Linked DNA regions of Homo sapiens: all the other regions are linked to region 2. Evidence: chromatin loops called from intact Hi-C (ENCODE). Cell type or tissue: Caco-2. All regions are shown on one strand. Links, peaks and the distances in the headings refer to the core of each region. The heading gives the core; the rest is flanking DNA.

What was found. Peaks named below come from ENCODE experiments on the same cell type or tissue, not always from the same donor. Only the 100,000 strongest peaks of a DNase experiment are listed, where the experiment ranks them.
Region 1: it touches region 2 in a loop (5-fold over the local background); 71 of 110 quality-filtered maps call a loop at or near these places.
Region 3: it touches region 2 in a loop (2.7-fold over the local background); 3 of 110 quality-filtered maps call a loop at or near these places.

The regions. Positions count from the first base shown.
Region 1 is chr5:36,739,710-36,750,435 of GRCh38, reverse strand. No RefSeq gene overlaps it. Among named protein-coding and RNA genes, the nearest start is that of SLC1A3-AS1, 20 kb to the right of the region's middle. RefSeq lists a silencer at 5,629-5,718. In Caco-2, for the core only: a CTCF peak has its summit at 5,657; DNase peaks (open chromatin) are centred at 5,035 and 5,725; H3K4me3 peaks cover 2,181 bases.
Region 2 is chr5:36,996,845-37,006,823 of GRCh38, reverse strand. It overlaps NIPBL (NIPBL cohesin loading factor), which reads right to left. Exons shown (of 47, transcript NM_133433.4): 12 at 6,254-6,451; 13 at 5,936-6,007; 14 at 5,746-5,835; 15 at 4,059-4,162; 16 at 3,477-3,563; 17 at 236-467. Among named protein-coding and RNA genes, the nearest start is that of NIPBL, 130 kb to the right of the region's middle. In Caco-2, for the core only: no CTCF peak of the experiment used is centred there; a DNase peak (open chromatin) is centred at 4,483.
Region 3 is chr5:36,940,062-36,950,787 of GRCh38, reverse strand. The region is part of intron 1 of NIPBL (NIPBL cohesin loading factor); the gene reads right to left. Among named protein-coding and RNA genes, the nearest start is that of NIPBL, 69 kb to the right of the region's middle. In Caco-2, for the core only: CTCF peaks have their summits at 5,790 and 5,992 (motif pointing right); no DNase peak of the experiment used is centred there.

The DNA.
Region 1 (10,726 bases), core at 3,643-8,642, 260 kb after region 2:
ACGGCTTACTGCAGCATCCACTTCCTGGGCTCAAGTGATCCTCTGCCTCAGCCTCCTGAGTAGCTGGAACTATAGGCGTTGCCACCATACCCAGCTTATTTTTTAATTTTTTGTAGAGACAATGTCTCATTATGTTGCCCAGGCTAGTCTTGAATTCCTGGCCTCAAGCAATCCTCTTGCCTTAGCCTCCCAAAGTGCTAGGATTATAGGCATGAGCTACTGCACCCAGTCCCAGTTTGCTTATTTGCTGTTCACCTCTCCTAGAAGATTTGTTTTAATCTAATGGTGGGGATAAAGGAAGCTTTCAAATGCTTCCTAACGATTTTTCATTCACATTTGACAGTTCATCTTTACTCCATAGTATTTGTTAGATAGTATATCCAGACAGGCTCTGCTGAATTCTCCTTACAAAACAAGTATAACTTGCAAATCTGAAAAGCCTAATTTGGTTGGGGTGTAAATATTAAAGATAGTTTTTCTCCAATTGCTGCCCTTGTTGTGCTGGGTAGAATATTCCTTTTCCTTTTCTTAACTATATCTCAAGATTTCATAGGTTTTCGATCACTCTAAGTTAAAAAAGCAAAACAAAATAAAACAATCTAGTCCTCTACAAAGTTTGAACGTCTCATCCAATTTAACACTCACCTCTTCTACTCATTTTAACCCAAAGGACATGAAGTTGCAGGAGTGGCAGGTCTACTCTCACATTCTCTGTTCCCATTATCTTCTCCCCCTTCACTTCAAGCTCTTCTGTTGCTAGTGAGGGGGAAATAGGGGCAGACATCACTTTGTTCGGCTGGGCACATGACTGATGCTCTGTTGGAAGTTGAAGGCTTCTATGTGGCCAGTGCCCAGAGGCTGGTTCTCTTGGTCCAGGAGGAAGGGTGCATGTATGTTTCTTGGTGGGCTCTGTAGAAGCCTCTGTATATTCTGTGACTCAAATGTCCACTTTTTGTGCAATTTCACTTGTCTTGGGTACCAGAAGCTCCCATGGGGAGAGGAAGGAAAAGCCACAGAACTCCTCATTGGAGGATCTCAACCATTTCTTTAAATTATCCTTTCCTAGTTGTCTGCTTATATGGATTGGGGGAAAGGAGAGAAATGGGGTAGAGATAATGTGTTTGCAGAACTCTTTCATCCTTCTCTTAAGACACCAAGCAGATGTCTTGCCTCTAGTTGTATTCAGCTGTCTTTAGTATGTCGGGTGCTTAACATCCTTAGTTTGGGGTCCTAATTGCTAAATCCATTGCAATGGGAAAAGTCCTACTCAATATCATGTTATTTAAGTGTTTTGAGTTGGTTTCCTCAAAAGTAGATCCTGAGACAAGGAGTTTGAAAAGTGATTCCAGGAAACATAGTGGGTAAATGAGGCAAGGAGGGGAGGAGAACCAGTAAAGGGTGTATGGGGGAGAGCAATAGCACAGAGGACAATTGGGACCCAGTCCCTCTGGGAGCCCGCTGAAAGACTGTATAATGCAAGTCAGAATTATCCTATTACAGTGTCACAAGGGGAGAGAAAAGTCGACGATTTACTGACTCCCATTTTTCACTGGCTTTGGGTCTGGGGCATTTGCTCCCTGGCATTTCTGGCCTAACTCTCCTGTGGAGACAAGCAGAGGGTCTTCACATAGGGGGGCCATCAGTGAGCGTAGAAGGAACCACTGAAGCTCAGTGATTTCGAGGGTAAGCTGAGGGCCTGTGCCAGTGGACTGAGAGCATGTGCTACAGAAGGACAAAAGACAGGACGGCAGGGTCTTCTGTCAGGTTGTTTTCTCTTTCAAATTCACTTGGTGTTTCTTACTCTCAGCCCACTGGTTACAAGCATGGGCTTGTAACCCAGGTCTCTAAATCCTGGCCCTGTACTTGAGCCCATTAGCTCTGCGTGATCATGGGAAAATGACCGAACTTCTGTCATTTGTTCCTCATCTGTATCATGGGGGTAGTGACAGCACCTCCCTCTAAGGGTTAGTGTAAAGACTAGTCAGTAGGATTGTGCCTGGCATGTAGTGAGTACTCAATAAATATTAGCTGTGGTTATTATAGTGGACGGGGAAGCGTTATTGAACTAGAAGTTCTTGCCTTTTAGAAACTTTCATTTTATTTTATTTATTTTTTTAATTTTATTATTATTATACTTTAAGTTTTAGGGTACATGTGCACAATGTGCAGACTTGTTACATATGTATACACGTGCCATGTTGGTGTGCTGCACCCATCGACTCGTCATTTAGCATTAGGTATATCTCCTCCCCACTCCCCGCACCCCACAACAGTCCCCGGTGTGTGATGTTCCCCTTCCTGTGTCCATGTGTTCTTATTGTTCAATTCCTACCTATGAGTGAGAACATGCGGTGTTTGGTTTTTTGTCCTTGTGATAGTTTGCTGAGAATGATGGTTTCCAGTTTCATCCATGTCCCTACAAAGTACATGAACTCATCATTTTTTATGGCTGCATAGTATTCCATGGTGTATATGTGCTACATTTTCTTAATCCAGTCTATCATTGTTGGACATTTGGGTTGGTTCCAAGTCTTTGCTATTGTGAATAGTGCTGCAATAAACATACGTGTGCATGTGTCTTTATAGCAGCATGATTTATAATCCTTTGGGTATATAGCCAGTAATGGGATGGCTGGGTCAAATGGTATTTCTAGTTCTAGATCCCTGAGGAATCACCACACTGACTTCCACAATGGTTGAACTAGTTTACAATCCCACCAACAGTGCAAAAGTGTTCCTATTTCTCCACATCCTCTCCAGCACCTGTTGTTTCCTGACTTTTTAATGATCACCATTCTAACTGGTGTGAGATGGTATCTCATTGTGGTTTTGATTTGCATTTCTCTGATGGCCAGTGATGATGAGCATTTTTTCATGTGTTTTTTGGCTGCATAAATGTCTTCTTTTGAGAAGTGTCTGTTCATATCCTTCACCCACTTTTTGATGGGGTTGTTTGTTTTTTTCTTATAAATTTGTTTGAGTTCATTGTAGGTTCTGGGTATTAGCCCTTTGTCAGATGAGTAGGTTGCAAAAATTTTCTCCCATTCTGTAGGTTGCCTGTTCACTCTGATGGTGAAACTTTTATTTTAAAAATAGCAATTATATTCTAGATTGGGTTCTCAACCTTTTGTTCTGCTTTTTTACTGTTCACATTCAAAAGTGACAGTTCTCATTCACTAAACATTGTTAAACGCATGTCCTTCCCCACTCCCTCCTGCAACCCTTTCCCTCTAGAATCCTTGTTTGCCTTCCATTGTCTTACCAGACCTGATTGTCTCCAGCAAGGATAAAGCATGAGGGAACACTTCAAATTGTGTGTTAAATATTGTTGGAAATAGCATGTACAGGTAGTAATGTCATAGTGTGACAGAGTGATAATCTCTTCTTGGTTATGTCCTCAAGCACCAATTCAATTTGGCTCAACTCAAAATATTCATTGAGCACCTGCTGTTCTCCATGATCTGTCTTAGGCATTTGGGACATAACAGAGACAAAGAACAGAAAAAAATGCCTGCAATGTTTTGTTAACCTTAGCCCCTTTAGATGGAACAAATGAATTTTAAAAATTGTAATCATCCTTCTGATAGGGTGAGATGAGGGATGCTCCACCTTGCTTTTCACTGGTACTCACTATGTACAACTCACATGATTAAGTGCCTAGGTAAGGAACCTTGAGTACTTGACAGAATAAATTGAAGTGACTCCAGGCCATTGAGTGAAAGCTCAGTTTGAAAATGTTTAGCTTGCAGATCAATAACTCATGAGAAAGAAACAGCTTTGAAAAAGTTACAGTCTGTGATCTATGAGGGCATTGTGCCCTGGGAGGACTTAATGGACATGTAGGAGGTATGTTGGGTTATTCTGACTGGGAAGACTTCACAGGATTCTTTAAGTAGCTCTGCTGGGCCTCTCTGGGCTTCTAGAACCATCATGTTCAAATGGGAGCCATGTACCTATGATGAATACATACGTAATGTTTTAAAAGACATGTGAAATGGACTCTTGGTTATTGGTAATACATTTTAATTTTGGAACAGATATATGCTGGTTTGGTCTAAAACACAAAATTCTTTCCAGGAGAATGCGTTGTAATGGGCTGTAGCTATTGATTCAATAAATATTGATCCCTACTGTGTCAGAATATATATTCTGTCTCTATATACTTATAGACATATATGTATATGTATGAATCTGTATAGAGAGAGAATACATAAAAAATTGGTAGTAGATACTTAATACAGTGAATTTACTAAACATGCAGCACATACTGTTTACGTTGCTTCTATGATAGTCATTTCTGCCTTGTATATTCTTACCTTGTAGAGTTACATCATTCTTCTTGTTTGGATTTGGGTTCCCCATCTAGTCTCTGAGCTTTCCTGGGTTGGACTGTATAGTCCTGCTGGCTGTGCCTCTCCCCACTCTACCCCTTAGCAGTAATTAGCAGAGAGCTACTACTAAGCATCAAACGGGGCAGACATTTAGCTGAGAGCAGTTACAGTTCTCTAAAAGCCACTGCCTGTTCTGCAATTTTCTAAGGTAGTGTGTTGACACGATGGGAAATTGATAGAAAGACGTTAGAAGAAAGTATAATATGTCATAAGGCAGTCAGTGCTTCCTAAACTTTAACGTGTCTGCAGATCACCTGAGGATCTTGTTAAAGGGCAGATTCTGCCTCACTGGGTCTCCGGCAGGGCCCGTGAATCTCCATGTAACAAGTTCCCCAGTGAAGCCACGGACTAAACTCGGCAGGAGCAAGGGTATGTGTAAGGGCAGCATTGGAAATCAGACCTTTCAAAGGTAAAGAACTCAGGACGCACCCCTGCCCCAACCCTGGCTGCCCACCCCAAGCTGGGCCACCTGGGATGGCACCTGGCTGGCCCCTGAGTACTGTGTGCGTGCGGGACCCACAAGGGCCCGGCCCCTCTCCCTTCCCCCATTGCCCCAGAACCTGCCGGCTGAGCCTGAGTCGGAGCGCAGCCAGGTGAGGTGGGACGTCTCCACCCGCTCCCCCTGAGACCTGGCAGACCGGTTTTACCTGTCCTGGTCCGGAGGAGGCTCCCGACTCCACTGCAGACAATCCCTCCTCCTCCTCCCCGCCACCGTTCTAGTCGACTACTCTCTTCGTTTTGCTACCTGACACTCCCAAAGCCGCAGAAAGCAAATCCCCAGCACAGCAGCTGGTCGAGCACGGGCTCCAGCGACGTGTGTGAAACTGTTCAACCCAAAACACAAACACCAGCCACTGACATGTTTTAAGAAACGCTACAGTTGGATGACTGCGGAACCAAAACAGACCAAATGGGAGGCAAGAAGGGAAAGCAATTGGCCCAGTTCGGTTGTAGCAGCGGCTCGTGTTACACTCCCTTTGCCAGTTAGCGTCGTGGGCGTTTGTTGCTGTGTTAATTACAGTTCCTCCCGGAGTCGGAGGCGAGAACAGCCCTTGTGGAACAGTTTCAAGTGGAACGTTCCACCAGGAAGAAAACAACTGCCTTCCTCCCCAGCTGGGGAGGGATTCCGCCAGCCGCACTCGGGCAGCCCTGCGGTGCGCGCGGACACCTGCGAGCCGGGCACCCTCGCGCCCCTGCAGCGCGGCTGGAACTGGGACGCCGGGCTGGGGGCCGTGCCCAGGGGCCAGCTGCCGGGACGAAATAAAGCCTTGTTGGCTCCCCCTGAGGGACATGCCTGGCACAGCAGGCAGAGCGCACTTTTCAGTTTTCCTGTTTTCTCTAGAGTTCCTGGGAGCTCCCGGGAAGCAGCGGGGCGCGGGAGGAAGATTGTTTTATCTTCGGATGGGCGGGATGAGAATGGGCGCCAGGGATTCAGAACCAATCAGGGACAAACTTGAGACGGCGCAGCAGGGTGGAAAGTCCACGGTTGGACTTGATCCGGTTCCATATCCTACCTCTGCCTCTGATCAAGTGTGTGACTTTGGGCAAGTTGTTCCCAAGTTGCCCAAAGTCGTTCCACTTTTCTGAGCACCGTAGTCTCACACCTACCTCAAAAGATAGGGAAGAGGTCATACACCTATGTGGCATTGGCTACGTTACCGGGACCCTTCTAAACATATGATCCTCGCAGCAACTTTATAAAGAAGTACTTTTTAAATTGCCATTTCACTGGATCTGTTCTGGGTGATAGTTAGTCGTCATCAGAAATGTGATACTGTGGACGGAAGCATAAGGTTGTCCTCCCCTAGTAACAGTGATCTGTATCTCAGGAGGCTCCCTGTGGTGGGGAGTCTGGTGTCCAGAGCAGGGCTTGTGGGAGAGGGAGATGGAAGGGCTGAGTCCTAGAGATGTTAATGAATGTGCCCACGGTCACACAAGCTGATGAGTGGTAGGGCCAGGATTGGAAACAAAGTGGTCTAGTTCCAAAGTCCATGCTGTAAGCACAGCACTAAACTGCACGTTAAATGATAATGTGTATGTAAAGCACCTGAAGAATAGCAGGGAGGTTGGTGGTTTTTATTGTTTCCATTATTACAGACACATAAACATCAAACTAATCCGAACTAGCAAGGAAAGTGGCAGAGCTGTGAGGGTCCAGGTGATTAAGGAAAATCCATCAAAGGCAGCTGGACAGGAAATGAGAAATAGGAATGTGGATCTCAGCTCTAACTCCATCAATGTAGTCATGCCACCATGCAAGGTGTATCCGCAGCCTAGACGTGGTTAAAGATCCTAGAAAATCAATTAGGCCAAGCCACAGGGTGAGGATGGCTCAGCAAGAAGGGTATGAGTCTATGAGTCTACACCAGTCTCCTGTTACCAACCTGTTCTCTATCAGCTACTTAGTCCAAAAATTCTGAACTGTTAGTTTTTCTACTATTTCAAAAAATACATTTGTCTGCAGTGCTATTTGGGCTTCTTAAGAGTAAAATTCTTGGAATCAACTCAAAAACTGCAATCTAAAAACCACGGTGTGCACTAGAAACTGCCATTTATGCACACTTATGGGCTGGCACAGACACCTAAAATAATATATGGGAAGTGCTTCAGAATGAAAGCTCTGGGTAATGATATTTTAAAAGGATACCATACATGTTTTGATTGGAATGATAATCTTCCTGGGAGAATTTTGTCATGAATGTGTGACTTTTGCTCACAGTTTCATGTCCTTCTTGGTAAAGCTATTTTCAGAATAGCACAGGGACAGGGTAGAAAAGGATCAGCCCAGGAAACAGGTGAGAGTGGTACAGTTTCTGCCTATGAAGAATTGCCATGGAGGTGGAAGGCAGGTTTTTGGGTTCTACAGAGAGCTGCCTACTGATTTTTCACCAGGGCAATGCCCATTCATCAGGATAATCCAGGGCTAGCTGTGAATTTTTGCACATGGAATTAGCTTCCTATTGCTGCTGTAACAGATGACCACAAATCTGGTGGCTTAAAACAACCAAATTTATCATCTTACACTTCAGTATGGTAGAAATCTGACAAAAATATGTCTCGCTGGGTGGTAATGAATGTGTCAGGCTGCAGGACTGTGCCCCTTTCTGCAGGATCCAGGGGCAAATCCATTTCCTTTCTTCTCCAGCTTCCAGAGGCTTCCAGATTCTTCGGCTTATGGGCCCTTCCTCCATCTTTGAAGTCAGCAAGGCAGAGGCAGGCATTGCATCACTCCTGAGTCTCTCTTATGCTTCCCTCATCTTCTTTTAAGGACCCTTATGATTATGTTGGGCCCTCCCAGAGACTGCAGTATAACCTCCCTATTTTAAGGTCCTCTGATTAGCAAACTTAATTCCATCTGCAACCTAAATCCCCCTTTGCAATGTAATGTAATAGATTCACAGGCTCTGAGAATCAGGATGTGGACATCTTTGGGGGCCATTGTTCTGCCTGCCACACACCCCAAATGCTCTGGTAACAGGGATAGCCTTAATTCACAAACATATGCTCAGCACTTATTCTCTGAAAGGCACTTACTCTGTGAAAGGTACTATTAGAAGGGGCTTCTGGGTCATGCAGACCTGTGTGTGAATCCTAGCTCTGTCATTTACTAGTTATGTCATTTTAGGAGAGTTATTTAGCCTTTCCAACCTACAATCTCCTCATCTGTATAATGGAGATAATAATAGTACCTACCTTATTGAATTGTTGTTTGCATTAAATGAAATAATGCTGGAAAACACTTAACACAGTGCCTGGCATGTGATCAATATTCAATGAGTGTTTTGGTTATTATTAAGTATCACGGGTTTTGCATTGTGTCTGCCCTTGAGGAGCCTGGGGAGGAAGGCGTACTCACACACGTAGTTGCGGGGTAAGATGACACACAGAAATAGATATGAAAAAAATATAAGAAAAATATCACACTGAAGTGCTAAATGGGTAAGTGCTGTTGAGAGAAGTAGGAAAAGATATTTTTAACAATCAAGAAAGGTCAGGAATGGAGGAGGCACTATTGATGGGATGGGAACTAGAAGACAGGTTGAATTTAGAAAGGCAGAGGAGAAAATGTTGGGCACATGAGCATCTACGTGGCATATTACAAGGAGGCCGTAAATAAGAAGATTGACTTATTCTTTTGTGGAATGGAAGGTTTGTGTAGGGGTTTTGTTCATTCGTTTCCACTTTTCCCCAGAATGTTTAGGGGAAGAGTAGGCTGTCAGACTAGAAGGGACCAGACTGATAGAGGCCTAGAATACTAGGTTGTATTGTTAAAAGTTTTTCCAGTAATAATGGGGAGACATGGAAGGTTTTAGAGCAGAGGTAGTTTTAATAGCAGTGTTTAGAAAGATTACTCCAGGAGTAGTAGATGTAGATGAATTGGTGGTGAAAGAGCCTGGAGGCATGAGGCCTGTTAGGAGATATTTTCAGTGGTCTGGATAATAATGACCAGAGGAGATGTAGTAACCATCAGCCTGGGGAAAGGAGATGGATCAAGAGACACAAGAAAGCAAGAGCAAAGGGCCTTGGTGATATTTTAGATTTGCAGGGAGAGGGAAGGAATGAAAAATTCCTGGAAGGTTAGTGATGACAATAATAGAAATCAGAAATGAGTTCTATTTGCATTTTCCTGTATTTGTTTAAAATGTTGGCAGGACATACCGGTGGCGCGTGTCCAGTAGCCCATTGGAAACGTGGAACTGGAATACAAGGGAGCGGTCATAGTTGAATAATTAGGTTTGAAAGTCATCAGTGGAGAGGTGGCAGCTGTGACCCTTCATCTCTGCCCTGAAGCCTTCCATATGGTCAAACTCGTGTGAGTGCCTGCACTGGTGGCTTTCCAGCAGCGTCCCTCCTTTTTCATCCCATGTTTCCTGTCCCACTCCTTCTTATGGGCTGACTTGTGTCCCAAGTTGAAATTCTATCTCTCAGTATCTCAGAATATGACTGTATTTGGAGATGGGGCCTTTAAAGAGGTGTTAATAATTAAGGTTAAATAATTAAGCCCTAATCCAATATCACTGGTGTCCTTATAAGAAGAAGAAATTAGGACGAAGACACACACAGAGGAAAGGCCATATGAAGACACAGGGAGAACCTGGCCACCTGCAAGCCAAGGAGAGGGGCCTCAGAAGAGACCAACCCCATCTCAGGCTTCTAGCCTCTAGAATTGTGAGAGAGTAAGTTTCTGTTGTTTACACCGCCCAGTCTATGGTATTTGTTAGGCAGCCCTAGCGAGCTAACACACTTCTCCAGGGACCTGTGCCCTTGGATCACCACCCCGTTTGAGCTGAGGGCACTCCCTGCTGCCAGCTTATTCCATTGCTTACATTTTACCAGGTCTGTCTCCCAGCCCCTCATTATCTGGATCTGTTCTGGGTGGTAGTTAGTCGTCATCAGAAATGTGATACTGTGGACGGAAGCATAAGTTTATCCTCCCCCAGTAACAGTGCTCTGTATCTCAGGAGGCTCCCTGTGGTAGGGACTCTGGTGTCCAGAGCAGGGCTTGTGCGACAGGGAGGTGGTCAAAGATGCCTTTCTGAGCACCCGGCTCACAGCTGTTCGAGGACTGTTCTGCCACCTGTTCTTAAGACTGTCTCTGGCAGTGGATTCCTCCATGTGCCTCCCTCTGAAAGCATGCTCAGAACAGAAAGAAATGTGTTCCTCCTCATTAGCAACACAGAAAAAAAAATGAGATTTTATTGCACTTATAATTCATGCTTCTCTCTCTCTCTTTGCATTTAGTAATGATTCTGAATTTCAGTTGGGTCCTGTTTTTCAGGACATAAAATAAAGTGCCATGAAGACCAAGTCAGTGCTCAAAGTAGCCCTCACAAGAAACAAATAGAATGATGTGTTCTCACCACCACCCACAAAGAGCTTATCTATGAAAGGGTGGAATAGCTAGTGCTTGGAAATCCCCCATTAGCTCAACCGGTCAGATTCCAAGTCTTATCTTTTATAGACTTCTGTGACAGTGAGATATTCAGACAGGGTCCGTGAACTTGGTGACTTCTGTGTTCCTTAGGGCTGGCCTTTATGATGGATTGAGGCAGTTATTATCAGGAAGATGCTGATGAACTGTTCTCCATCTTCACAGGAGACAGAATGAGAGCAAGGGGGTGGAAGATGTGGCAAAAAGTCTTGTTAGAGCCTACTGGTAGGGGCCATTTTAGGATCTGACTAGGTTGTTCTCTAGCTCCCTCCTCTGGGAGCCTGCGGTACTACCCAGCGTTCCATTGTCAGTCCATTTACTATGCAGATTATTTTTTTACGTGCCTGTTCCTTCCAATAGACTGGGAACTCCCAAAGGAAGTTCTCTATTTTTGTCTCTATCT
Region 2 (9,979 bases), core at 1,895-6,894:
AGAAGGTAGTATTTTCTGAGATTTTCCCTGACAAGTAGAAATAACTTCTATTATATATAAATGTTCCTAAAGAAATTATAATTGAACAAGTACTATATTCTAGTCAAATCCATAATCAAAATCAGTGTTTATTACAAGTTATATGATTCAAAAATTTTGGTGCCATTTTAAGTCCTATTTTGACTCATCTAACATGGCAAAAATTTACAATAATTTTGATATTATACGAACTAACCTCCATGAGGATCTAATCTGTAAACAGGATCATACTGAGGATAAAGTGTATTCTGCAAATGAAATTTAGTGTACTGTATAACTCTTTCAATTACATCCTCAATGTACACAGCTTTTGGCATGTTAGGGGATGTCATAATGTTGATAGTTGTAAGACAAGCATCCGCTGATTTTGTAACTCTCTCCATAATAAGGTCTCTCCATAACCTTTCTTCTTCTTCAGTATCGTTATTCTGTAAAACAGTATTGTTAATGAAATGGAAATAAACACATTTATAGGTTTAAAATATACATTAAAATTATGATTTGATTTTCACTGGTGGAAAAGTGTTATGATGTGTGTTAATTCTTTTAAGAATATCCAGAATGAGGTACAAATACTGATACTACTTTGAGCACGATTTGTGTTTCAATGTTTTCAAACGTGATATACTCTACCTCATTTCACCACTAGATGACACCCTACTGACAAAGTTATAATTATCTTTATATCCTTTGTGTGCTTTATCCGAATTTAAGATTTAGCTTATGACTTTAACTGCATATAAATTAATTTTGTGTTTTGGGTATAAACATTATGATAGTTTAAAGACTTTATAAATTCTGCTTGCTGCTGTGATAACAAAGCAAAAATTAATGACAAAGGGTAAAATCTTACTTAGTACTAAAATTGACAATCATTCCTAACACCTGCTTTTCGACAACACAGTTTCTGAAACTGAGATTAAAAAGTAGTAATATGCAGACTAATGAAGACTTTTTTTAAATGGATAATTTAAGAACTGACAGAAGACTTTATTTTAATTTACACATCAGCAACTTGACATTGCAAATTAGGAGTAATCTCACTGTTAAAGTAAAAATCCTTCTATCACATCTTTAGTTATGAAATATAAACTATATTACAGGACTACTTCCAATTCAAAGCTTATACCCTAGGAAAACGAACAAAAACACGATATATAATATGTAAAGCAGACAGGGCTTTCTGTTCAGTAATGCCTAAAACCTCACAAAGGAAAGATAAAGTAGCTTGTCTTTGATGCGAACATTGCTGTTTGTTTGGAAGAGTCAGTTAAGGAGGCTCATGATTCATGCCAAACGTTAAGGCTATCCACAACATATTAAATACTGTTACGGTTTTTAGGGATGAAAGTAATTTCCTTAAGACTGAGTCAGCCAGCTCTCCAGAACTCTAGATTTCTGATGATGATTATCACAATTTCTTGGCGAAGTATTTAAGTAACTTGTAGACTAACAATGGAGTAGATTGTTACTTTAGGTTTCTCTAAGCCTTTGTTTCTGTGATGCAAAAAGTAAAGAGAGGGCACTTAAAAATATAAATATATTTAATAATCCAGAAAACAACCACCTGAGATTATTTTTCTACATATTTTATTCCAGAAGTGTCCAATCTTTTGGCTTCCCTGGGCCACAGTGGAAGAAGAATTGTCTTGGACTACATATAAAATACACTAACAATTACGATAGCTGATGAGCGTAAAAAGAAATTGCAAAAAATCCTCATGTTTCAAGAAAGTTTACGAATTTGTGTTGGGCTGCATTCAAATCTGTCCTGGGCCACACGGGCCAGTGGGCCACAGGTTGGACAAGCTTGTTTTATTCCATGTAGATCCCCTAGCAATCCTGTGGCTTTTGTAAACACCAAGAGCATTTCCCTCATAAGATAAAATAAAATCTAGTGCTTGTATATTAAATATATATACTACATACGTATACATGAGAAGTATATATATCAAAAGTGTTCAAAATGGTCATTGCTGGATTAGAATATAGCTTTTTTGGTGCTTTCTGTGTTTTGGAAATTTTCTACAATAAATATGTTACTTTTATAATCAGGCTTTTAAAAATAAAGAAAATTTGGCCAGGTGTAGTGCCTCACATCTGTGGTCCCAGAGCTTTGGGAGGACAAGGCAGGAGGATTGTTTGTTGCCAGCAGTTTGAGATCAGTCTGAGCAACAGAGTGAGCGCTTGGCTCTACAAAACATTTTAAATAATTGGCCAGGCATTGTGGTGCATGCCTGTAGTTCCAGCAGCTTGGGAGGCTGAGGTGGGAGGATCACCTGAGCCCAGTAGTTCCAGACTACAATGAGCTATGACTGTAGCACTGCACTCCAGCCCAGGGGACAGAGCAAGACCCTGGCTCTATCAGGGGAGAAAAAAAAAAAAGGGAGAGAAAGAAAATTTATCAACTCAGAACTTACTAAATGCCTATAAGCATTAGTGTTTGCATTCATTAATGTCAGAGATATCAAGATCAATTTGAATGCACATATAATTCATAGTCCACTACAATGCTAGGAAGGCAAATCCCAGGAAATTTGCTTCACTCAATTAATAAACCATTGCAAGCATGTTGCTACTGCTTTTGATATAAGCATATTAAAATATAGTAACAGCTGGAGTTAACATTTACTGAGAAGTTAAAGTGTGCCAGACACTAAGTGCTTTACATGAATTAATTCTTTAATCCTTTGAACAACCCTTTGAGGTAGGTATAAAAACGGTATATAAGGAGTAATGTATATTAATTAGTATATATTAGGAAATCATAAGGTTTCTAACTATGTTATTTCTTCAGGGAAGCTCAACAAAAAGAATTACTACCTACTATCATCTCATAACTCAAAAACAAAATTTAAACATTCATATACTTACATAAGGAAGAGCATAAACTAAAGAACTGCCCCTTAAATTGACAAACATTTTCATGTCTTTATTATTCTTACTTTATGGCAAAGCTGTGAATTGACAATGTGTAACATTAATTCTGAATTACTAAAAGTGAAGTTCTACTAGCAATGCTAATGAATGTAACTAGTAATTCATGGTAACATGCTCAAATTAACGAAATGTGAAATTTCCCCCACATGAGAGTCATTTGTGAAAAAATTCACATTAGTCCCTCCCTAATGGACAGATGATAGATTCCAAGACCTCGAGTGCATGCCATGGATACTATCAAACCCGATATACACTATGTTTTTTCCTATACATACATACCTAAGATAAAACTTAATTTATAAATTAGGCATGGGAAGAGATTAATGACAATAAAAAACAGAACAATAGACTGTAATAAAAATTATTCACCTACTTTCAGATCACAGTTGACTGTAGGTAACTGAGAAAATGGAAAATGAAACAATAGAGAAGTGGGGGACTACTATAGATCTTAATAACATTAAGGGTAAAATTAACAGTATGGATCTTAAACTTACATGATTTAACAAAGTGGAAAGCTTTGACCCATCCTGAATATTCTTCTCCAAGATATTTAAGACTTTCACAGTTTTGTCAGTTGAAAGCTAAAATAGCAATATAAATTCTTTATCAATCGTTGGTAAAAGTTATATATTATTCAAGAAACAATCTGTACAATTATTCCCTTTGAGCTATGGAGGAAATAGCATTGTCACCCTCTTAAAGAGTAAGAAAACTTTCCCACTTAGAACTTCTACTCAACGACCCTAAATGACTAAAGCAAATGTCAAAGAAAAATTTAATATATTTCTGCATTTAAATAATCTAAATATTTGAGAAAATGAAAAAAAAAAACTCTGGAAAAAATTAAAGTCCATGCCTCTTTCAATGCAGTAATATGATTCTCTTTAGAATAATCTGCAGAATACTTTTTTCTTTTGTAAAAAAACAAAAAAACTCATTTAGACTCTCAGAAGTCAACAATGAGTTTTCTTTTTACTATTTACTTTACATAAATTTTATAATTTACCCTGAAAACCTTAAATTAATTTCAAATGTTTCTATGAAGTAAATTTATAAATTTTACTTTGGTGAGATACCTTATCCATTATACCCATTGCTTTTATTTTAGCAGATTCACTGCCAAGTTCATTAAGCTGATGTTTTCCTAAGAGCAGTTCCTGAGGAATTTCATCATCATCACCTGCAAAATCAAGCCAAACAAACACAAACAAAGTTTAGGTAAATAAAATAGTTCAAAATGTCAAGCTTAACTTTCTAATAAAATTTTTAGACATGCAAACTAAACAAATAACCTAAGACGCCTCTATATATAAACCTCAAGTAAACCCTGAATGAAAAAGGACAGAAATTGAAGTCAGATTTATGACTGAAATGGGAAGATGAGATAGATATCTTATCTTTACTACTTTAGATATACTCTTGACTCTTTCTCAACCACATTCTCTGCCTCAGGAGGCTGACCTGAATGGACTACATCAAGAGTCTCCCATGCCCTCTGGCTTTTGTTTGGGTTTGGCCAGTAGGGTGCCCTGTTAGAAGATCAAAGAGGAGTGTAAGGTCAAAGTATTTATATCTCTTACTCTTTGCTTACAAGGTCTCCTCAGGCTGGCTCTGTCCCCTGACCAAAAGGTATTGCTTCTTTCAAGGCAGCCTACTCTACAACTTTTTTTCCTGCAGAATGAGTTCTGGTGACTTTTCTGTATCCTCACTCTTTTGGTTTAAGGCTGTTAACCCTGGGTTCTGGTATTATTTTGCCTCCATCTTTTTAACTGGTCTCTTTGTAAATAACTCCTCCTCATATTATCCTATTTTGAGAGTGCCCTTTGTACTTTTGGACCCTAAATGATACAGAAGACAATTTCTCAGCACAGAACTGTAAAGTTTTAAAAAAGATGAAACTGACATTCTAAATAATCAGCAAACACAATGATACTCAGGCAAGTAATTCTCACAAAACAAATACTTACTTTACCAGCTGAAGGTGGCATAAGATTGTTAAGAATAGCTCTATACATTGCAAGCAGTGTTTTTATAAACATTTTAATATTTATAGATGTAATCTTTATGTCATTGTAAAAGTAATACATGAATATAACATTAATCCTACTGTATTCTAACTGGTTTACTATTTTGTTTTCCATATTAGAATCTGTATTCCCTAAAGCCAGGTGTTTGGGTTTTAGTTATTTTTACATCTCCAGCACTTAACATACTACTGGCATACAGTAAGTATTCAATAAATATTGGTCATTAGAATAAATGAACAGAAGAATAGATGCTTATTTCTGCATATATGCTCCTATCAGTACCTTCATTATACAGGGCCTTTTCAAGCCTCCTCACCTGCATAAAGACTTTTTAAATTACTCTCACTTACTCATGATTCTTTAGATACTATCCAGACTTGATTAATATATACTTGAGTTTTGTACTAAAGTTTTTAATTTCTTGGTAACAGACTAGATTTGACTTTACAACTAGATTTCAAGTTTCTTGATAGCACAGAGTATGCCTCTGTATCCTCTAGAGTAACTGAGTTAAGCCTTAAGTATTTGTGTATTTATCATAGTTAGGGATTCAGAAAAGAGCAGTTGCTAGTCAAATAACAGACTAGAAAGTTTATCATTGTCAGCAACAAGTGATCACAACAACAACCAGTATATGATTTCAAGGTAGGACACATCACTAGAGTAACTGAGTTACTCTAGAGGATACAGTTAAGACACTTAGAGTATGTGTAAATGTATTTTAAGTTGATTTTACCAAACGCAGTAAAATCCATATCTTCCAAATTATCCAAAATATTCTCTATTGAGGCTGTGAATCTCTTAAAAGTTGAAGAGTCCATCATTTCTGCAAGAGAGAAAAATATATTCATTATTCTCACATTACAAGTAGACATGTGAAGCTGAAGAATATGAATAAAGACAAATTAAATAAACTAACGTGTTACCTTCAGGTGTTAGTTTTGGTTCATATGCTTTCCTTTTCTTCTGTTTTTCTTTTTTCTTCATTTTCCTAGCAACTAAAACGAACAAAAAGAAGTACTGAAATGCAGGACTGACAACTTAAAATAATTCCATTTTTGTTTCTAGTTTTTTTCCTGAACGTTAAAGACTTAAACGATAATCACTGCACATAGAAACTAAGTATTTTTGTCTTAATTGAAAATTAGTTATTAACTCATAAAAAGATATAAAATATTCTTCAAAGTTAAAGCCCTAAATTTAAATTGGTTTATGTAAGAAATCCGTTGACACTGATGAATTACCCTCACTAAGGCTGGGAGGAGGAGAATAATCTTCCATGTCAGAATCTGACGGACTTCGGTTTCGATAACGACCACCACCTGAACTCCTTCTTCCTTCATGAGAGTGGCCACTTCTCCTATGATCCCCAGAGCTTCTTCTGTCACGCTCTTCATATTCCCAAGCTTTATCATCATCTTTTTTATGTCGTTTCCTAGAGGCTAGAAGCAAATCCCCATGACAAATAATTTACCTCATTTAAAAAGATGATTAAAACTTGTACTTTACAAATGAATCACATGGGGAAAAAAATCTTCATTCCATAGGGTCTAGGAAATTCAGTGATTTTGTCTATCCAGAAGTTTAAGTTATGATATAGAAAAAGTATCACTAATTTTAGCACAATCTACCCAGATTTAAAGATCTTTACATGAACTCAGTGTTTACTGCTAATAAATACAGAGAGGAAGGTTCTTGAAATTAAACTACAGTGTTCACTTCAAGGACAGTTATTCAGTAAGTCAGTAAGGGTTATACCTAAACTTCAAGATTAATTGAGGCTGTAAAACAAACTATATTTAGGAATTAGATGAAAAACAGAACCACCTTAAAGCACTTAGATTACTGATGGGGAGCAGGGTTTGGAGGAAAAGTCAACTTTTGAGAAAGTGTTACAGAATATGGGTAACCATGTACATCATCAATTAATAGCTAAGTTAAACCCACAACTCAGCGATAAATTCCATAAGCCCTGGTGACCTAACATGACAAGCCTACTGAGACAGAAAAAACCTGTACAGTTGTAAATACTCACATAATGAATTCAGTTCTTCAACAAAAGTCTTGCTTAAACCCAAGAAAAGTTTCTAAGCTTATGCACGCTTCATAAGCATGATTATGTATGTTACCTTCAATCTTTTCCCCATCATTTTAGCATTCTGCTAAAATCACCCGTACTGACAGGAGCCTTTAGGCAGACCTGGCAAACAGATTTCATCTAACACATCAACTCTCATCAACTGGCAATAGCTGCCTAGAACATTATGCTGAAAATAACCCCAAGCCCTGAGAAAGCATCATAGTTCAGCAAGAAAGACTGATTAGAAATGTCTGCAGTAAGAGCTGGGGGGCACTATAAGTGACAAATATTTACCATGTCTGTTCTAGGATGCAGTAGGTACCACCAAGTTAAAACCAGGGCAGAGAAGTGATGTGTCCTACCTTGAAATCATATACTGGTTGTTGTTGTGATCACTTGTTGCTGACAATGATAAACTTTCTAGTCTGTTATTTGACTAGCAACTGCTCTTTTCTGAATCCCTAACTATGATAAATACACAAATACTTAAGACAAATGTTTTGCTTAAGTCCCCTACTTGGCTTAGATGTAAGGATGCCAACCTCTGGCCCAGGCACTCTATGCTTGTGCCAGTGTCTTCATGTGTGGGTAATAAATGTCTATACTCTGTCTAATCTTATTCTTAAATGCTACCCTAACTACTCCTGTTCAAGAATCTAGGTTGGTTTCTGGTTCTGGACTCTTCTAGCTAATCTATGGACAACATGGCAGGAAAAGGTCATTTTGTTTCCTCTTCTTTACAGTCACAGGCTTGGATAGCAAAAAGGTTCATGTAAAGCACAAATGTAAATGGATATAAATATCTGAGATTTTCTTCATAATTAGGTATGAATTTGGTTATGACGTATGTGAAGAGTGATAGGACTGTTCCTCTTTTATGATTACAGTATGCTCTAGTACATTCCTTTAGTGACAACTTGTTTCATACACTAATATAAGTAGGGTGTGTGTATGTGTGACAGAGAAACAGGTCATTTCTATATATAATTCCTTAGATGTTTTTTTCACAAGTACTGAAATGCCTACATTACAAGGGATGACAACTAATAAGCAAACTTCTTCAGAAAGCACTATTTTCTTATGTGGGCAGAGAAGGGGTCTTGCTATGTTGCTCAGGCTGGTCTCAAACTCCTGGGCTCAAACAATCCTCCCACCTCGGCCTCCCAAAGTGTTGGTATTACAGGCATGAGCTACTGCGCCAGAAATTAGTATTTTACAACCTTGAATATGACCTGCTTTAGTCTTTGTACATTTTAATTAATTTCATAACAAATCTGTTTCAAGCATTCAATCCTATGAGTAGAAAATGCTTGAAGAATCTTATAGTGGTTTGTAATTACATAGAATATGCTGTATTGGTGGTAACTATCCACAGATCTTGTAAATCTTTATTTCACATTCATCAAATTTTAGACAATTTAGATAAAAATGGGGTGACAAATTAAAAAAAAAACAACTTCCATAACACATTGTGTTATAATGAGGTTATTAGGATACCAACTCATTGTGGTTAGCTTATTCTTTCTCCATTTCTCTCATTACCCTGGAATAAGCAGGGGAGGGGAAAGGACTCAAAAGAGAGGTACGTAAAACATGACTTGGGTGTTCTCTATCTTCTCTTTCCAAATTTCACCTATGTATCTCTTGAGCTTCTTACATCACCCCTCTCTCCATTTTCCCCAGGCACCCAGTGACCTTATATTTGTGCTATGGCCATCCAAATCTGTGTACCCCAACTTTCAAAATTATCCTTCAACATTTTCCCCTAACCTTCAACAAAACTATTTCCTTGGTTTTAGATTTTGAGAAACCAATTTGATTAAACTGCTAAGTTTCAAAAATTTTTTTTTCTCTCTCTCAGCAGCATAATGCTTGCAACTTAACGTTCTCATAATAGTTTCACATTTTGTATTGTGCTATATTTTCAATACACTGTTTCTGTTGTGGTGTGACCATTTGGTTGTTTATGTGAACAATCATTTGGACTTCTTTCACCATTCAAATCGGTGCCTCCAGTGTCCACTTTTCTATAGTTACTTGTATAGAAATAAGTGAAGAAAAACAGGAAGCTACTCCTGACATCTCTTTAAAAATCCAGAGAAACTTTCCTTTCTTCTAGCAGTGTGTGAAGCTTAGGTTCTTTAAAATAAATATTACCTTTCGATATAGTTGGGCATAGATATAACAGGGTCCATGGCTTTATAACGAAGCTATGTGCCTCCATAAGATGAGACAATAGCTTTCATGATAGAAAGCAAGGGGAAAAGAATGGTGGCTGCATTGGTGACAAACATGAGGGATGTGTGGCTCTACTCTCCACTATTTTACACTTGGTGGAAATTTTTGATTATGTTATCCTTTCCACTTAACTGTGAGACAGCTTCAGAAATCTTTGCAATTTAGTAATGGAGGCAGTCACTTTCAGTCAACTGGATTTGAAATGTCATTTGAAATCAAACTGGAATTCAGGGACTCCTCCTTCTCGGCTGTTCTAGATATGGGTGATATGTTTATTAGAGGGAAAGAGGCAGAGTGGTAAGGCATGTATATTAAAGGGAATGAGTTCCTGGGCCCCATGTTTCTTTTATCTTCTCATCTTCCAGAGCTAACCACGTCCCCATATGACCAAAATATCTGATTGTAATAAAAAAAATTAACTTTAGCCATTTTAATATACTGTGTGTCAATACATTTCATAATACAATTATAACAATTATACATGATTAAATGTTAAGTTTGCTGTATATTTTATTTCAATTTTAAAACTTTTTTCAGATTTGTTCAGTATTCATAGTCTACTGCTCATAGCTCAAGAGCTCACAATTAAAAAAAAATCAGTAAATTAACATTAAAAACTTTGGAGGAGGTGAAGGGCTTCCATCAGCAATAT
Region 3 (10,726 bases), core at 3,156-8,155, 57 kb after region 2:
GGCTCTGGATTGAATAATGTTTTGGACTGCTTGGCTCTGTGAAAGTATATTGTTTTTCGTAAAACTGAAGCTGACATGTGTCTAGAATGAAACTGCAACCAAACTGTAAAGAAGATTTTAATGAGGGCTTTAAAACTGTCACTTAAGGTAGTGCTTTACAATCTGTGATTGGTGACTGATTAGTAGATTATAAAATAAATTTAGTGGGTTGAACACTGAAAGGGATGGAGGGAATAGAACTATAAGAGTATACTGCACAGTGCTTTGTGAGTTCAGGTAAAATGTCTTTAAAATTGTGGGTAAATTTTAAACCAGGCAAAGCCATCTGAGAGTTGCTGATTTGAAAAAATGGAAGAGTGAGGAAAGTAGCCCACCTCTAAGTGGTGATGAGAATAAAATAAAATAATGCACATATATCATTTGACATACCACCTGGCACATAGTAAGTGATCCAGAAAGTTAACAGCATTACTAAACAGATTCGGGAGAACAGATGAAGAACAGGAGTCTTTTCAAAACAAATAGAGGGAAAGGCATCTTTTCAATACAAATAATTCCTACTTCTAAAAGATCTATTATAAATAATTATTTGGCATTCCAGTATATATTTCACCACAGTATTAAAAGTCATAGTCTTGGGCCTGCTCACCTACAATTATTTAAATCATAAGGTAGGAGAAATAAATACTGGCGACAGAAAGCAGAAAAAAATTTAACTGTTGTAATACTAAGAACTAAATCGAACAAAATACATTGAGAAATCATTTATAAACTAAATTTAAGAATGGCTTGAGGTTTAATTAAAAGAATGCTTAATTAGGGGAAGATATTATAGTAAATTATCAATTTAGTCCATTCTAATGAGTCTGAAGGGAACTTTTAAGCATTTGCCAAGATTTTTAAAGACTCCACTTCTTCATTTAATTTCACAACAAAATTTACAACTTCCTCAAGCAAACAAAAGAAGTGCAAATAAAACAGTATCAGTAGGGATTATAATACTACTAAAATTGGGACAGATTTGGAATAAAAGGCATTCTTATTATCTGATGGTAGATAAACTTTCTGGCGGGCCACTTTGCACCCTATAACCAAAGCCTTAAAAAAATGCATCATTTTTTCTCAACAATTTCACTTTTAGAAATATATCCTAAAGAAATAATCATATACATGTTAACATACACATGTAGATATTCCCACAATATTTTTACTTTTAGTGATTAAAAAATAGAAATGGTAACTCATGTTTGCTCAGCACTTACTATGTAATAAATTTAATCCTCATTTAATCCTCATATGAACCTGAGGTGCTAATATTACAGTTCTATTTGATGAAGAATGTGATGTACAGAGAAGATAAATAATTTGCCTAAGGCCATACAGCTGGAGTCAAGATCAGGCTATCTGGCACATGGACACTTAAACTAACAGCTAAAATGTATAACAATATTATTAGTATAACAAATGATGGTACATCCATGAGAGATTACTATGCATACACAATCAATGTACTCAAAATATATAGCCAAGAAGAAAAATATTAATTAGGCTGTGTGTTTGAATCCAAGCTCCCCCACTTACTACATAACCTTGGACAACTTATTTAATCTCTGCACCTCAGTTTCCTCATCTCTGATATATGAGGTAGGTAATTATTATTAAATTTTGTTGTGAGGATGAAATAATATGTGTAAAGTTCTTAGAACTGTGCTGGGCATGTACTAAGTGTTCGTTAAATGCAACAAATGTTATTTGTTATATATTCTTCTGCATCTTACTTTTGCCATGTATATTATCTTAGAAATCTTTCATTTATACAGATGTCTCATTCTTTTTTAAATATTATTTTACGGGTTGATTGAAACATCCAGTTTAAAAGACTGTTAGTCAGTATACTACACCATGTGACAGTGAAGTATGGTGACTCTGGCTTTATGGAGTTAGGATCCTTACTTTATAACCACATTTAGTATGTGATTCACATTTCTATGGCACTTCAATTACTCTTACTTTCTTCTTGATCTGAACTATTGAGCAGAAAGCAAAATTCACTTTGAGGAAAAACAGTTTTGGATACAAGATTACAATGAGTAAGTAAACACCATGGTATTTTTTATGTTAAGTTCATAACCTTTCTTTTCAAAATTTGTACAATGACATTTTAGCAAATGAATCTTACCAAGCACAAACCCCTTATTTTCTCCATCTTTGAATACACTAAAAATGAGCTAAATACATGATGGATGTAAGATACGATTCTGGTAACTTTTCTCATAATAACTATTCAATCTGTCTTAGCAATTTAATAAATTGCTTTAAACTCTACTTTGTGTTGTTTTCCAGAAAAATCTGCTTCATCTTGTCTTCAACATAACTAAAGCATTTTCCTTTTACTATGCTTAATAGTTAACAGTTTAAAATGCTGTATCAGGTTACATAACAGTTCATTCAAACCTGTAAGTACCTCCTGAGTTATAAGTGGCACCCAACACAACATACTATTTCTAAAATATTTAGTCCTTCATGAGGCATCCAATTAATATTTATCTTATGTTACTGTGTCAGACACTATGTATGCTAGGCAAGCAAAGTACAATGGTTAACAAGATGGAACATCCTCTGCCCTTTAAAATTTGAGTTTGGCCACAAGAATGTGGTAAAGGGGGGTACATATTTCAGAGGGAGAAAAGAGAAAGAATCATTGAATTAAAGCCTGAACCAACTTTACAGTGATGATTCTATATTTTAATCTCTCAGCAAATTGGCACTAAAATAAAGAAGAATGGCAAAGATTCTTAAAATTCATGAAAAGATATTAAAGATATATTGCTAACTGAAAATATCAGTGTGCACATCATAAGCTCATCAACCAAGCTAAATACTTTTGCTTAAAACACATTTTCATAAAAATGATGGTCTAGGCATGAAAAAAAAGAACATTATTAAACCTTTAACAATGATTAGGGGTCGGGTATATGCTGAGATGCTGGGGAATTCTTATTTTGGTGGTATTTCTATCTGTACTCCTTGGACTTTTATTATGATTAGAATATTACTTTATGATTCAGGAAAATACTAATATAAACTATGATAAAATAAAAAAATTAGTAAGTCTCCTGTTGCTGCTATATGTACATAGATTTCTCTGAATATTTAAATAATTACCTATGTTAAGCATCTTCTATGAAGTATACTGAGCTAGGTGCTAAAGACTAATATAATATGCAAGGTATATTCATAAACACTTTAGACAGAGCATATGGCCAGAAAAGTCAATTGGAGCCTGCAAGGGAGTTTCTTACATAATGTTGATATCTTTTTCCACATCCTTAAGCTTTCAGTTAAGACTAATTTAATAGTGATAAGGAAGATAGGGTGGGGGAGAAAGAGACAGAGGATGGAAGCAGAAAGTTCTGTTAGAATACTGCAGTACTTACATGTAACCATGGTGTGATTTTGGACTTGTTCAGATTAAAATGCCAGTGTAATATCTAGTTGGAGATGTCTAAAGCAGGAAGTTGGAAATTCACAATCTGACAAAAGTAGTCTGAACTATAGCTATAGTTATGGAAGCCACTTATTGAGGGTTGATAACAGTTACATTATAATAGATCAGATAGGCAAGAAATAAAGTAATGCTGTAGGGGAAATTTTTTTTGGCACTTCTTATGTGTCAGATATTTATATATTCCTTTCCTTAATCATTCCAATATCAAAGGATTGTAAAGATTATCACTATTTCACAGATGCAAAAATTAAGTTTCAGGGCGTAAATACTCTCTCTACAGCTAAACAGGCAGCATGCAGCAGAAATAGGATTTGAACTCAGGTGTTTCTAATCAAATCTTATATTCTTATGTTTGCCTAAAGGACATAAAACTGAGAAACATCTACACTGCTATGGAAAAAAGATAAACCTACAGCAAACAGTAAAAGTTCTTCAAAGAACATAAGTGTCTGTTCAAGGTCTCTGAGCTAGTAATTCACTAGCCAAGACTAGAATATAAGTGTTTGATCTCTAGGTCAGTATTCTTTAAACTATATTGTCACCTTGTGTGATTATAACATTATTTTGAATAAACTGAAATTTCATATATGTGGAATATTTAGCTAATTAACACCTTTGCTAATGTTAATTTTTTTGGTGGTGGGGGAAAGGCTTAAAACTAAGTACATATATGTGTGTGTATATATATACATATACACACACACAGACACATGCATATATATACACACACACACACTGTTTTTGAGCAAGAAAAATTTAATATATAGAATTATTAAGTAGTAAAAAAATGGTTAACTAGAAGGTATAAAAAGGATTCTACAAAATACAGGAATGGCAAATACAGGAAACAGCTACCATCCACATGTTTAAGGGAGGAAAATATCTGAGGAAAATAAGAATTTGGAAAAGCATACTCATCTCACAAGGCTGAGATTCAGACCTTGTTATAGTGTGGCTGCAGCCCAGCCTGTTGGGCAACAGAAAGTCTGCTGGAGTCTTGGTGGGCCAGAAAACTAAGGGTAAATCTGTTAACATACTATGCTAAGAACTAAGGTCAGACCTTAGAATTGCCCTGCCACCACTTGGAGAGATGATTGAAAGCTTTAGTAAAAGAGGAGCAAGATTTCTGGGGGGAGAATGAAAAGGTTCTCCTTGCCCTTTGCTCAGCCTTCTCACATTAAAGAATTTTTTAAAAAGTTTAAACTAGTATATTTTTATTGTCCTGGTTTATATTACATTTAACATTATAAAACACCTAAAATCCTTTTAGGAAATAGGTGGGATATAAATGCTAAATAGCTACACAGGTTAAGTAAATAAATAAATAAATCTATGTGGTACTACTTACTATTTTAAATAGGTCAGTGAGTCCCTAGAGAGTGGCACCTCTCCAGCAGAATCCTTTCACTTCAGTCAAGCCACCTTCAGATTCCTTTTCCCTGCCTGCTATTCAAGAACAGATTTTTCACATGCTATTTAAGATACTTCTGAAAGGATCTTCCTCAAATCCTACCTCAAAAACAAAAAGTTCCCAATAAGCTGCACTGTAAAAATTCTCACTTTCTTTAAAACATTTCTGCTTTTCTAAAGTTTCAAATTACTTCCAATAAATTTTTAAAATGCAAAATAAAGCAAAGTTCTAAAACTCTCTTCAGACACTTGCTTTGCTTCTGGAACCCTGAGCTCTCTGCAGCCACCGCTGGATACCAATAATGTATATGCGTGTCCCAATAGTGTAGCTATATCACATATTTATAACGTGTATTAGAAGGATATATTTACACTACTGAGTACTATTATGCAGAGAAAGAAAAGTTACCACTAAGTAAATAAAGTTGAGATTTAGGGTTTCTCAAAAGCAGTTTATAAAATATGTGTATGTTTGCTGAGAAATAAAACAATAAGCAAAACTATACACATCTATGAACTGACTTTAATAAAACTTCACATAACTTTAAATAGTCCCAGTTTGTTATACAGTTAAATGGATTTGCAGAGGCCTGTAGTTAGTTATGCAAAGTTTAATTGTACCAAACTACACAAAACTACAAACTACCTCAGGAAAAAAATAGTCCTGTGTCCTGGAATTTGATTATTAAAAATTTATTTTTACATAGAGGCTACGGAGGAAATTTCCAAGCGCGTCTATGAATTGTTTGGATTCCTAGTCCACTCCCAACACACCAAAACAAAATTTATTTCTCATCTTCTTTTATATTGCAAAAGAAATAGCCTGTCTCCAAGTCCCTTATATAGGTTGAAACTGTTAAAAGACTGTTTCATACACAATTGTATTAGAAATGCAAAATCAAACAATGACTGTTTATTTCCAAATGAGGTTTAGGTTTTAAAGAACTTAACATTAAGATCTAGATCTCAACGTTTGACCAAAACATATGTGATGATATACAATTAATTTAGTCTGCAATATACAAGGAAAAGGCTTTTATGTGAAAATTACTGAATAGTCCACAAGAGGGCACACTTTCAACTTATGTAAATAAGTGAGAAAATTAAAAATTCAGCTTTGGTTTTTTTTTTACTAGCACATCAAAGATTGGCCAGATTCTTCTGAATTGATTATTCAACAATATTAGAAAGCAAAAGATCCTGAAGTGTGTGGTTTTTTGTTTAAATACTGAAATGGAAACTTTTTGAGATGTACATGTGAAATATAAGAAAAATTTGTGAACAAGACTTCTATATTAATATTAAATTATAAAAGTATGTAATAGTCTTTGCCATTTTGGTTCTGTTAGCCATTTGGAATCTGGCTGCCTTAAGAATCTTTTCAAGAAACTCTGGCTACTTTGATTTTTGATCTTCAGTTCTTCAAGACAATCTAGTACGAAAACATGGAATATGCTTCAGATACTTTAGGAAACTCTCCCAATAGGTAAGATCATTAATAAAGCACATGAAAGAGCAATCAAGAAAAGGTATACGTGGAAGAGATGCAAAAAATCATGGATCACTTATGTGTCATCTGCATACTGATCTCTATCCTGCTCTAACTCATTCAAAAATACCGTTTCAGCAATTCTCCTCTCTCCTGCATCATCAATTTTTCCACATATTGAATAATTCCAATCAGCATAAAACATATATATGCAAATAATTGTCCCTACTTCCAATAAAAACAAAACACAAAAAAACCCCACCATTTATCTTGACCCCTATGATCTCTCTCCAACAATGGCTTAATTTTTCTGTTCCCTTTCACAGCAAAATTCCCTCAGTTGTTTATATTCATCCCTAATTCTTCTCCTACTTTCTCTTGGAACCCACAACCATATGTGTTTTTATTCTCCATTCCACCAAATATCTTGCCACAGTTAGCAATTACATTAAAATTGCTAGATTCAGTGGGCAAGCCTCTCACCTCATATGATTTGACCTAGAAATCAACAAAGTTGATCATTCTCTCCTCCTTGAATAATTCTTTGTCTTCCAGAACAACACATTCTCCTAGTTTTTCTGCTGACTAAACTGGCCACTCCAGGATCCTCTTCTGGTTCTTTTTATCTTCCTCTCCGTACTCTACTGTTGAACTCATTCAGTGGCATGATTTTAAAATAGTGCTTCTGTGCTTCTGGCTCCCAAATTTGTATCTCTAAATCTGACTTTTCTCCCATATACTAGACTCATATCCAATTATCTAATCAATATCTCTGCTTTAGTACAAATTTATTCCCTCTTCCCAAACTGTTCTGATGCTAGGGTTTTTTTTTTATAGTTACATATGGATTTTAGAATCATCTTGTCAGTTTCTACAAAGCTGCTTGGAATATGATAGATATAGCATTCAATCTATGTAACAATTTGAGAACTGATAACCATATTGAGCATTATGATCTACAAACAATTTATATGTCTCCACTAATTTAGATATTCTTTAATTTCACTCAGCAATGTTTACTAGTTTTTGGTCTACGGTGCTTTCACATACTTTTTCAGATTCATTCCTAAGTAGTTCACATTTTTGATGTTATTATAATTGACAAATTTTTGATTTCCAATTGTTAATTGTTAGGATGCAGAAATACAATAGAATATTGTATATTAATTCTGTATCCCGAAAGCTTACTAAACCTTACTTATTAATTCTGGGATCTTTTTTGTACAGTTGGCCTTCCGTATTCACAGGTTCCACATCCATGGATTCAACAAATTGTGGACTGAAAATATTTGAGAAAAAACAATATGACAATAAAAAATACAACAAAAATTTGAAGTTACAATATAACAACTATATAGTTTTCTGTAATAGAAGGGTTTTTTTTTAACTAAAGATTACTGCGGAAAATTTTTTGTTAGGTACAAAATACTACAGTCTCACAGTGAGGTTAGCAAGAATTAAAACTTTTTTTCAGTCCTACTACTGCTAAACCATGTTTCCCTTGCGCTGTATTTGTGCAATTGGTTTCAAAAACTCAGAAAACAGTTCAAGAGAACCAAATATAACCACTAAATAATATAACTAATGAATGTGAAAAAAGATACTGGAATAGCTTTTTAGGGAGGATAATTTTTTTTTTTTTTTTTGAGACAGAGTCTGTCACCCAGGCTGAAGTGCAGTGGTGCGATCTCGGCTCATTACAGCCTCTGCCTCCAAGGTTCATGTGATTCTCGTGCCTCAGCCCCCCAAGTAGCTGGGGCTACAGGTGTGCACCACCACCCCCCAGCTAATTTTTTTATTTTTAGTAGAGATGGGGTTTCACCATCTTGGCCAGACTGGTCTCGAACTCCTGACCTCAAGTGATCTGCCTGCTTTGGCCTCCCAAAGTGCTGGATTTCAAGGCGTTAGCCACCGCACCTGGCCTTTTTTTTTTTTTTTTTTTTTTTTTAAAGACAGAGTCTCACTCTGTCACCCAGGCTGGCATGCAGTGGCACGATCTTAGCTCACTGCAACCTCCGACTCCTGGGTTCAAGCCATTCTTGTGCCTCAGTCTCCTGAGTAGCTCGGATTACAGGCATTCACCACCCCACCTGGCTAATTTTTGTATTTTTAGTAGAGACGGGCTTTACCATGTTGGCCAGGCTGGTCTCAAACTCCTGACCTGAGGTGATCCGCCCCACTCCGCCTCCCAAAGAGCTGGGATTATAGGCATGAGCCACTGCACCTGGCCAGGGAAAATAAATTTTTAAAAAGTCAACTTAGACCAATAAAAAACAGCTTTTTACTAAGGATCTAAGTTTTTAAATTATTTTAAATAGTTCGATTTACAGAAAAAGAAGCTATCAATGGAGAAAAGTGACTTGTGACTCATTACCTACAGCAACCTTTCTATGATTTCCACTGGACCCCTGCACTACATGACAAGTATACAAATTAAGGATGATGTAAATTAGGGATGTATTTTTTTCTAAATTAATATACTCATGGTCAATGAACTAATCATAACATGTAAGTTTTGATAACATCAAATACTATATCCTTTCTGTACATAAACTTTTAAAAATTTAGTTCTGTAATATCAATTTTTCATTAGAAAAATAATTTTTTAAATTTTAAGTGAGATTTCTGATTTATTTAATAATAGAGTTCCACAAAAGTAAACTTACTGTGAAACACAGATTATTAAAAAGAAAATGTAGTAGCCATATATCCCAGAGTAGAAGGCTAATGGAAACAGAATCAAATGACCATGTGTTATAGCATAATTTCTCAGATAATGATTCCAAACAGCAAAAACACCTGAACAAACTCTTTAATTAAACCTGAAACTCTCCAAACAGCATTTTTGGTGGTTTTTTTTTTTTTTTTGGTTCTGGGTTTTGAACGTCTTAGGATATTAACTCAATAGTGATTCCCCTTGTCCATAACATGTGATAGCTGATTGATTTTTTTTAAAGTACCTAAAGAAGATAATTAGGAAGAAAAGCTTTCTTATGTTACAGGAGACTTTTATTGTTGTTTAAGAAAGTGAAGTAAAATTGGGGGGTATAGAAAAGAGGGATATAGAAAGATCGGTTTCTAAAATTATGTTTTAACACAATTAATTATGACATATAAACACAAAAGCAAAACTAGACTTAAAAAGGAAACACAACACTTTCAATTAGAATACTGAATTGCCTGAACTTGAAGGAGTAGTTTAATCTCTCTTTACCTATGTTTTCTTATCCCTGGGAGATGAAACTTATTAAGTGATTAATTTCTTTCTTTTTGATTATCTGGTTTCCTGAATTTTTTTAAAAAAGTAAACCTTTATGTATTCACTATCATGCACTTAATACCTAACACCTACAATAGGGACAACCAGCAGTTGTTGAGGATACAGTGGTAAACCAAATAGACATATCCTCACAGACCTTAGAGTCCAGTAGGGGTGATGAATAATCACTACGAAACATATAATTACATATTTGTGATAAATTCCATAACAGTAACAACAACATTTGATGATACTAACATAGTGCTTAACATATGCCTAGCATTGTTATCTAAGGGATTTATATATTTTAATTCATTTAATCCTTATCTTATGAATTAGGTACTACTTTTATGTTCATTTTAAGACAATAATTACAGAGGCACATAAAGATTAAGTAACTTGCCCAAGTCTGATTCCAGAATCCCCACTCTTAACATTCCAGAGTCCTAGCTGTTTTTTATATGAAAAACAAAACAAAACAAAGTGCTGCAAGAGAAAAAAAGAAGGTAACTAAACTTACGTTTGGGGAGGGAGGAAATGTCTCATTAAGGAAATCTCATAAGTAAGAGTTAAACAGGCAAAGGCGGAAGAAGAAATGAGGATCCATAATGATTAACATGCTCAAGTCCCTGAAGAAGGACAGAGCCTAGCTAAGGAAAGAAGATTATGTAACTGGTACATAGTGAAGGACTGACACAAGATGAGGGAGAAAAGGTACGTACAAATTAGTTCATTCCTGACCTGACAGACAAGCTGAAGGGGCTCTCAATTTGATTTATTTTGACTCATGCTACTTCAAAAAATAATCTACTGGTTATTTACATACATATCTTAGTTAATAAACATGGCACACTTAAAAATTGCTTAGTTTTGAATCCATTTCTCTCTTTTCACACAAGGCTGTATATACTCCTTAAAAATATTAACCTGAAATTACAATAACTGTGTTTACAGAATTAGTCATAGCTTTAAGGCCTTGGAAAGAACAATAGTTTCTCACAAACAGAGTATGAAAACAATTGCCTCAGAATAAACTTTAAAGGAAAAATCTAAATGCTAA